2 separate regions of the Homo sapiens genome follow, and region 1 is linked to region 2. The links are chromatin loops, found by intact Hi-C in ENCODE. Cell type or tissue: gastrocnemius medialis. All regions are shown on one strand.

Region 1 (5,000 bases), 900 kb before region 2:
GAGTTAACGGTTCTTTACTATAGTCTTTCTTACCAGAAACATGTCTCGTCAGTCACTTTTTATAGCTTTTAGTAGAATTTTACATTTCCTGACTTAGTAACACATTTTTGTCATCAAGGTTGTTCCTAGCTATATTATTTTAATTTTTTTCCAATTGTTTTTATTTTTTTTTGAGACAGAGTCTCACTCTGTCACCCAGGCTGGAGTGCAGTGGTGCAAATCTCAGGTCACTGTAACCTCCACCTCCTGGGTTCAAGTGATTCTCCTGCCTCAGCCTCCCAAGTAGCTGGGACTACAGGCGCGCACAACCACGCCTGGCTAATTTTTGTATTTTTAGTAGAGACAGGTGTCACCATGTTGGCCAGGCTGGTCTCGAACTCCTGACCTCACGTAATCCACCTGCCTTGGCCTCCCAAAGTGCTAGGATTACAGGCGTGAGCCACTGCACCCGGCTGAGATATGTTATTTTGAATAGAATTTTTACATTATTTTATTTTATAAGTAACATATAGTTGTTTGTATTGTATCATTTACAATTTGTATTATTTATGTTATGCTTATATATAGCTAGCCACATGTGGCAATTTAAACTTAAATTAATTAAAAGGAAATAAAATGTAAAATTCAGTTCCTCAATCATATAATCACATTTCAGTGCCCAATAACCACATGTGGTTAGCGGGTACCATGTTGATGGGATCGCTTTCTTTCTTTCTCTCTCTCTCTCTTTCTTCTTTCTTTCGACAAGGTTTTGCTCTGTTGCCCAGGCTGGAGTGGACTGACACCATCATGGCTCACTGCAGCCTCAACCTCCCGGATTCAAGTGATCCTCCTGCCTCAGCCTCCCATGTACCTGGGGCCACTGGTGTGTGCCACCATGCCCAGCTAATGTTTTGATTTTTTGGTAGAGACAGGGGTCTCACGTTGTTGCCCAGGCTGGTCTCAAACTCCCGTGCTCAGGTGATGTTCCCACCTTGGCCTCCCAAAGTGCTGGGATTACAGGTGAGCCACTGCACCTGGCTTGGGATCACTTCAGTTTATTCTTTTAGGTTATCTAGGAGAGCAGCTGCTTTGATACCAAACTCCTGGTTTCTCTCCTGCAGCAGCATTACCCTGATTTCCTTCTTAATGAGGAAGGCAAGGATGGCAAATGTGTGCCATGAGGGTTGCCCTATGCACTCATGCCCATGGCACACATCACAATTAGTCACAGCGCTCTTTGCTGTTCCTGGGCTATGTTGGTTTTGAACTTACCCCTTAGTGCCCTGCTCTTCTCTCTGAAGACACACATTTCATGTAATGGAAGGACCTCTGCTATGAAGAACGCATTGTGTCAGGAGTCTAGGTTCCCACAGCAGCCTTTGGTTTATTTAGAGTATCAAGGGCAGTTTCTTCTTCCTTCCACGCAGGGGTTTCCATCCTTGGCTCCCAGATACATGTGGGCCCTGCTGGTTCAGACACCATTGTTATGAGTGGTCCTGGACTTGAGTCTTCACTCTGCCAAATGACTCACTATGTGACCTTGAATGAATCACTCAGACCCCCTGCAGAACATGCTGCTGTCTATGGAAGGCGGTGGTGGCTTGGAGACTCCAGCTGACATTCTGGACCTGTGTTCTGGGGTGCAGCCACTCTTGCTTGAAGGCTGTATCTGTGAGCCTAAGGGGCAGCGCTGACTCATGCTATGGGCTGTGTCCCCTCTGAGTGAAGGGCACGTGGCCTTCTTGGACTGTCTTTGATCCACAGGAACTGTCCATGGGATCCTGGGGCAAGATCTGTAGAACACAAGGGAAGAGTCTGCAGGACCGCAGTGTGGGAGCCCGGGCTGGCGTGGGAAGGGGCTCTCTGGGCCTTGAGGTGGGCTAGGATCCAGTCCCACACCATGGGGGCTTCCCGCAGGTGCTGCGGAAGGGCCAGGCCATGCCCTCTTGCAGCTGTTGTCGGTAAGGGCTGCCCTGGGCTGGGCACGCAAGCGCTAAGTCAGTGCCTCCCAAAGGGATCAAACCTGTAAAAACGTCTCTTAGCTCACTACACATCACACTGATGTGGGCCATGGCCGGTGACCTCAGTGCCTGCAGGGTGCAGCTCCTCCATCTCATATTTGCTGAGTGGGGCCTGGTGCCAGTTCTGTGCTGAGCATGGATCCGCATTATCTCAGCTGATGCTCGCAACAACCCCATGTGGAAGATATTATGACTCTTTATTCACACTTGGAAGATGAAGAAACTGAGGCTTAGAGAGGTAAAGTTATTTGTCCAAGGCTTCCCAGGCAGGACGTGAGCTGGGGGCTATCTGATTCGGTTCCTTCACCGTCAGCCACTGGGCCCATACTGCACCGTGTGATGACTTTCCTTGGCGAGTATAAAATGGGATTTCACAAGTGAAATGTACATGGGAGCCTGTTGTCATGGCGTTTAGACTCTGGCACAATCTGGGAAGTTGAGTAGATGCTAAGAGCTTAGGAAGCCGCTGCGGGACTGGGAAGAACCCTGGCTTGGGGGTTCTGGCTCTGCTGCTTGCTGGCCCTGTGACCCCAGGCGAGTCATTCTCTTTTCTGAGTCTCAGGTTCTTAATCGGTAAAAGTGGAACGAGACCAATATGCGTTGATGCAAAAACTAAAAGAAGCGATGCCTGTGTACAATCCAGTGTTAACTGTAAAGCATTACAGAGAACATGATCTCCTCTCCCTCCCCCAACTCCACCTACTTCAACCCCCACCCCTACCCCTGCCAATGCCTGGCGTGTGCTGCCTCAGTAAGTGTTAGATGAGTATAGCAGCATGATTTAGCCCCCGCTGTCTGGTTAATATTGTCTGGTTGAGACCATTTGTCCTAAAGGAATACAGAGAAAGGAAAGAGTGTGTCGGGGTGGGAGGGCAAATAGTGGTGATGGAAGCTGAGTTGAGTTTTGCAGGGTGGGGTCTTCTGGATGAGGACAGGTGGGGGAGGGAGAGAGACAGGAACCAGGAGGAGCAAAGTGGAGGTTGGAGAGGTACCACTCTTCACTGCATGCTTGCCACAGGCCAGGCCTGGCACTGGCTGCTTAACAGACCTCATGTTGTTTAATTCTCACACACTTCTACCAGGTAGGCACCTCTATTTCCAGATGAGGAAACCATGGCTCAGAGAGACCAAGTGAGTTACCCGAGGTCACACAGCTCTTCAGTGATGGCACTGGGATTGGAACCCAGGTCTTTCTGGCTTAAAAGTACATGCTTTTAATGAGCCTGCCTCCCCAGGTGAACAATACGAAGACTGCAGGCAGAAAGTGCCTTCGTAAAGGATTTCCCTGCAAGGGAATCAGCCTGGGGCTCCCACCCTTTGGTGTCAGGAGGACGCCTGAGCACTGGACATGAGGAGATGGAGACGAAGCCAGCTGAGCAGGCCCAGGGGACAGTGTGGGAGGAGTTTCCCAGCAGCCCTGTGACTTTGGGAAGGGGCTGCTGCAGAGCGGCCCCCGCTGCTCTGCCCTGCTTGGCCCCTCTGCCATGCTCCGCCTTCAAACTGTGGTGTGCAGGGGCATTGGACTTCCCAGGGGTGCTCTCTACAGATGGTTCAAGGGAGTGAACTTCCAGGTTCTGAAGCATGCATCTGGGATTCTATACTAAGACAGCAGGAGGATGCTGGGCACGTGGCCCTTCCTGCACTTCATGGGAGAGAGGCTTACCTGTCACCCATCTGGAATCCCACTGTGTACAAAACCCCCGAGTGTCAAAGGAAAAATGAGAAATGGTTGGTTATAGAGCAGCCTTCTTCGATGAGGAGCCAGAGTGTCTTAGACCTGCAGCTCTTCTGTCTCTTCTCATCTATAGGAATTTCTATTAAGGGAAATGCTTGGGGCAGGGAGGAATATTTTGATTTCAGAACAACTGAAGTAGGGTAGTTAATGATAGTGATTCTCTTAAGTATAACTAGAATGCTCCCTGGACCTCTAAATTTTTCAAACTATATGGATAAAACCCAGGATGAACATTTTTCTTGTTTTCTTTTGGTTTCAGCATGCTATTCCAAAAGGTAGTTAAACCTATTTTACCAAACCATATCATGAAACATTTATTCCACGTATAGTCAATCCTCGTCTTATAAAATACTTATTATTTTCTTTTCATGAGCAAAATAAGTATTTAAACTTATCGTGAAAAATCTGAAGTGTCAGGCTAACAAAGGGATATGTAGCTTTTCAAAATGATTCAGGAACATGTGAGCACAGAAGTTGGAAGACCACTATGTAACTTCCTTGGCTTGGGTGGTTTTCCCAGTGCCCGTTCATCTGTTCCCTTCTCCCACCCCCTGCTTCTCTCTTTCTTCTCTTAGAATGTTTGAGAAGTATTCCTGATTGCCTGCCATTGCCATTGCCATAATTGACATCGGACACTTTTTCTTTGGGGGAAAAATGGCGCTGCACCGTGGACTGTCTTGTGCCAAATCTTCAGGGAAGTGGGAAACCGAAGGGCTCAGCGCAGGCAGCCGGAAACCATCTTTGACCAAACCAACCTTGTCACACATTTCAAGGGAGTTCTAGATGACAGTCAGATTTCAAGGAATTGTCAGATAGACTTCCTTGTACAAAGTTTGGGTCCCCAAGAAAAGCTTTAAATTGAGAGACAGTTATTGTATTCAGTCAACACTTTTTATTTTCTAATTTTTTATTCTAGCCATCCAAATGGCTGTGAAGTGGTACTTCATTGTGGTTTTGATTTGCATTTCCCTAATGACTGATGCTTTTGAGCATCTTTTCATGTGTTGGCCATTTATATCTTTTCCTTACAGATGTGTTTTTTCAAATCCTTTGCTTAGTTTTAATTGGGTTGCCTTTTTGTTGTTGAATTGTAAGAGTTCATTTTATATTCTGGATTCTAGGCTCTTATAAGATATATGACTTGCACAAATTTTCTCCCATTCTGTAATTTGTCTTTTCACTTTCTTGATAATGTCCTCCTTTTCTGATAATGTCACAATGCACAAAAATTTATAAATTTGATTAAATCTAATTTATTTATT
Region 2 (5,000 bases):
ATTGACTGATAGAGTTGAGGGTTTTTTTGTTTTTTGTTTTTAGACTGAGTCTCGCTCTGTCACCAGGCTGGAGTACAGTAGCGTGATCTCGGCTCACTGCAACCTCCGACTCCTTGGTTCAAGCGATTCTCCTGCCTCAGCCTCCTGAGTAGCTGGGATTACAGGCATGCACTACCACACCCGGCTAATTTTTGTACTTTTTGTAGAGACGGGTTTCACCATGTTGGCCAGGAAGGTCTTGATCTCCTGACCTCGTGATCCACCCGCCGCAGCCTGCCAAAGTGCTGGGATTACAGGCATGAGCCACCGCGCCTGGCCTGAGATGAGATTTTACTGTGTTGCCCACGCTGGTCTCAAACTCCTGGGCTCAAGTGATCATCCTGCCTTGGCCTCCTGAATAGCTGGGACTTGATGTCTTGGTACTGTCACTGGAAGTCCCTATCAGAACCAAATAAATGAAATTGGGTAGAAAGAATTCCCCAAAGGTGGCAATACCAATAAGAGGAGATGTGGAAGGACACAGAAAGGATATTTGTTCACTTATGATGCCCACTCCGAAAGCCAGATATCTAAGACTGAAGCCTGCTGTTTGCCGAATTGAGCTTCTTTTAAGTTTCCTCACCACTGTATTTGAGGAGACTTGAGTGAGCCAGTGGGGAACAGATTCAGTGAGGCTAGATAAGTTTGCTGTGTGGCTTGGTCTCCTGAATATGATCAATTTGTAGCTCCTACACCAGTTATTTTCATGAAATAATCAGGACAGCCTTAGCAACCTGCGTTTCTCAAAGGCAAAAGAATTTAGTGTGGACTAACTGCCTCCCAGAATACAGGTTAAAAGAGTAGATTTTAGAGATGGACAGTTCCGGATTCAGACTCCATATCTGCAATTAACTGGTTGTTTGACCTTGGGCAAATCACTCTACCCCTCTGAATTGCTCATGTGTATCTCGAAGGTTTGCAGCAGACACTGTTGGTTAACTACCGAATGGGTTCCTCCCCTTTTCTTTGCTGAAAAATAGTGTTTTTGTTTTGTTTTTTTTTTTTTTTTTTTTTTTGAGCGGAGTCTAGCTCTGTCACCAGGCTGGAGTGCAGTGGCGCGATCTTGGCTCACTGTAATATCCGCCTCCCTGGTTCAAGCGATTCTCCTGCGTCAACCTCCCAAGAAGCTGGGATTACAGGCACGCGCTGCCACGCCCAGCTAATTTTTGTGTTTTTGGTAGAGAGGGGTTTCACCATGTTGGTCAGGATGGTCTTGATCTCCTGACCTCATGATCCGCCAACCTCAGCCTCCCAAAGTGCTGGGATTACAGGCATGAGCCACTGCGCCTGGCCAGATCTCATTTTTCTTTTTTTTTTTCAGAGTGTTTTATCTCTTCCTCTTTCAACTCAGGGGTGAATTATGCTTGGTGTAGGCCCATTGCAATAATACCACTTTTGGGTCAATGGTTGGATTAAGCATGCATGTATGACCCAGTTCTGGCCACTGAGATGAGAGGGGTGATCAACTAGAGGCTTCTTGGAAAGCTTTTCTTGTACTTAAAAAAGATACAAGGAAGAGATCGTCCCTCTGCTAAATACTGTCATGTCCAGATGGGATGCCTGGAAGTGTAACAGCCATTTTGTGGTCACAAGGGTACCCAGGCTGACGATCCAAGCCAACTAAGGATGGCAGAGTGAAAAGATGGCAAGAACTGGGGTGCCTAATGACATCATCAAGCTTCTAATTTAACCAACCCTAAAGCTACCCCTGGTAGGGACTTATTATTACATAGAAAATAACTCATTTCCTCACGTTTAAGCTATTTTTATTTGGGATTTCTCTTACATGGAGTCAAAAGCGTCCTAACAAACCCAGAGTTGTTTATGAGGATTTGATTCAATAAAATGATTTATGTAAAGCACTTAACACAATTCCTGGTATAAAAGGTGCTCAAAAAATAAGTATTATTATCATCATCATCATTTTTTTCTCATTTTTATCTCCCCTTATTGCCTTGGTGCTGGCTGTAAGCAGAGGATAATGAGTCTGGGATTTAAAGACGTGATGACAGGGATGGGGGAGTCAGAGGGAAAGGGATGAATTTAGGTGCCTGGGCTCTTCATCCAGAGCACCATTGAACAGTAATTTCAGTTAAGGGTTTTTCATCTGTGTGTGGATGCAGACAACAGAAACTGACTTAAGTTAGCTCGAATGAGCAAAAAGCTGTGTTTTTTGAAGGGTATGGAGTGTGTCACATAATTGAAGGAAAAGATGAACAGCAAAGATTTAGGCAAGGAAGGAATTAAGTTTCGGAAATTCTCATCCTCGGAACATCCCTCTCTCTTTGGAGCTCTCAGATAAGGAAATTTGGGCAAGGTGTCTGCACTGTGTTAATCAGCTTTGATCAAGGGGCAGGGGCATACAGTTGTGGTAATTGAGAGGGACTATCCTTGGCTATCAGGACCTTTCTGAAAGAAGGAAGAACCCAAGATGTATCTCTTGCTCCCAGATGCTTTTCCAAAACTGCAGGTTTCCCCTAACTTTACACAAAAAGCAGCAGCCCCAAGCCAAATTCTGGACATGCTCAGAATTCAGTAATGCCAAAGGTGGTCTGTTTTCCATGTTTTCCTTTCCATGACTGGGAAAGGAAAAGAAAAAGCTGGACAGGGGACTAGCCTGGACCATGAAGTCTAACCAGACGTCCTCACTTGGGGCATCCAAACACTCACTTGAAATGCCCAAGCCAGAAGGACCAACACTGCCCTGGTGTTTGCAAAAGTGCAAATATTGTCCCATGTGACAAATGTCTAAGTGCTTAAAAGCTATAAATCGAGTTATGCCCACCTCTATCTGACATTCTCAACCAGGCTTTTCCCTCTCACAAAGCTCACTTCTTTGAGTCTTGGAAGCTAAAGGAGACAGGTTCTGTTTGTGTCATTCCTTCCACCTGGATGCTTGAGTTGTCATACCCTGGTTATGCAGGGACAGGGCAGGGCAGTGCAGAAGCTGGCCTCAGGCCCAGGACTCTTGGGTGGTGACTGGATCCACCCAGTCTTGGGATAGGGACTGACTCAGTCAAGCTCTCTTTTTTGCCAGGGTGACCAGGTTACCTTCCTCACACCTTACTTTTCCAACTTAGGATCTCCAGGCATTTTTATGTGCCTCCCCAAACTACACTACCCTAACTGAAGAGCAGGGAGTGGGGAAGAGAGGGTCGGCAGGAAAGTAGTTACAGGGAATCAGTTCTGTTGAGACATGCACTTGGGTTGATTTGAGGAGATGACTTGAAATTGAAGCAACCACTCTCTCCCTGATTTCCCAGGACAGAGCTGTGATTCTGTCCCCCTACTCCCCACCCCCACCCCACTTTCACTGACAGCCTCAGGCCTCCTCCTCTAGCCTGAGGAGATGAGTTGGGTTTACACACACCCTCTTCCTCCTACCTTTCAGAAATCTTTCCTGTAAGACCCAAGAAGAAAATAACCTTTGTGTCTCAATGTGTATACTATATGAGGCCAAGGATGGGCTCTATTCTTTACTTGATCTGAGGGCAGGACTAAGAAGGACCTTAGAGATTATCTCAGAAGTTGAGTTCACAGAAAGTAAGAACCTATCAAACACCATGGAGTTGGGTCAAGAGGGCTCAGGAGCAAATTAAGAGATCCCCACAGTCCCACTGGCCAATGGTAGAAGAATCAATGAGGATTATAACTTCATTGATCTCAAACTCATTAAATATATTAAACCCATGAATTTTTAATGGTACTTAGAAAAAAAACAGCCTCATTTGTCATCTTTTGAAGGATGCTAGGAAATCAACCTATTATTTTGAAACTGACAAGGAAGGAAAACAAACAGCATTGATTCTGTCTTTTCTTTTCCAACTGTGTGTCATGATAACCAAATAGTTGATAAGAAGGCGATTTTCTTTATAGAAACATTCTAGCTAATAAATGAAGAAGAAAAGAAGCTAAGAAATGTTAGCATATCAACATTTTGCATATCGAAATTTTGCAACTCTTAATGAAATAATGGAGCTAGGCAATGATCATCAATAGCTGCTAACATCAAAAAAAGAAAGATAACTGGGCATTATGTGCCTCCTGATGGAAACACAAAAAGCTGGACCGGGTGCGGTGGCTCATGCCTGTAGCCCCAGCACTTTGGGAGGCTGAGGCAGGCGGATCACTTGAGGTTAGGAGCTCGAGACCAGTCTGGCCAACATGGCAAAACCCTGTCTCTACTAAAAATACAAAAATTAGCCAGGCATGATAGCGCATGCCTGTAATCCCAGCTATTCGGGAGGCTGAGGCAGGAGAATCGCTTGAACCAGAGCGGCAGAGGTTGCAGTGAGCCAAGATCGTGCCACTGCACTCCAGCCTGGGTGGACACAGTGAGACCCTGTCTCAAAAAAAAAAAAAAAAATTGTATGACGCCATCTGTGAAATTTGAACATGCAATTAATATTAAATGATATTTAAGGAGGCTGGGCATGGTGGCTCATGCCTGTAATCCCAGGACTTTGAGAGGCAGAGGTGGGAAGATCACTTGAGCCCAGGAATTCAAGACCAGCCTGGGCAACAAAGTGAGACACCGCTGTCTACAAAAAATAGAAAAAAAAAATTAGCTGGGGCAGGGTGGTGTGTACCTTTAGGCTGAGTTGGGAGGATGGCTTGAACCCAGGAGGTTGAGGCTACATGCCACTATACTCTAGCCTGGGTGACAGAGCTAGATATGCTAACATTTCTTAGCTTCTTTTCTTCTTAATTTATTAGCTAGAATGTTTCTATAAAGAAAATCATCTTCTTATCAACTATTTGGTTATCATGACACACAGTTGGAAAAGACAGAATCAATGCTGTTTGTTTTCCTTCCTTGTCAGTTTCAAAATAATAGGTTGATTTCCTAGCATCCTTCAAAAGATGACAAATGAGGCTTTTTTTTTTCTAAGTGTCATTAAAAATTCATGGGTTTAATATATTTAATGAGTTTGAGATCAATGAAGTTATAATCCTCATTG

What was found. A loop is a pair of places that touch in the nucleus more often than their neighbours do. Peaks named below come from ENCODE experiments on the same cell type or tissue, not always from the same donor. Only the 100,000 strongest peaks of a DNase experiment are listed, where the experiment ranks them.
Region 1: it touches region 2 in a loop (16-fold over the local background); 1 of 110 quality-filtered maps calls a loop at or near these places.

The regions. Positions count from the first base shown.
Region 1 is chr10:96,485,269-96,490,268 of GRCh38, reverse strand. All of the region lies in intron 1 of TLL2 (tolloid like 2), which reads left to right. Among named protein-coding and RNA genes, the nearest start is that of TLL2, 26 kb to the left of the region's middle. RefSeq lists an enhancer at 2,934-3,433. In gastrocnemius medialis, no CTCF peak of the experiment used is centred here; no DNase peak of the experiment used is centred here.
Region 2 is chr10:95,586,217-95,591,216 of GRCh38, reverse strand. No RefSeq gene overlaps it. Among named protein-coding and RNA genes, the nearest start is that of SORBS1, 27 kb to the right of the region's middle. In gastrocnemius medialis, no CTCF peak of the experiment used is centred here; a DNase peak (open chromatin) is centred at 3,005.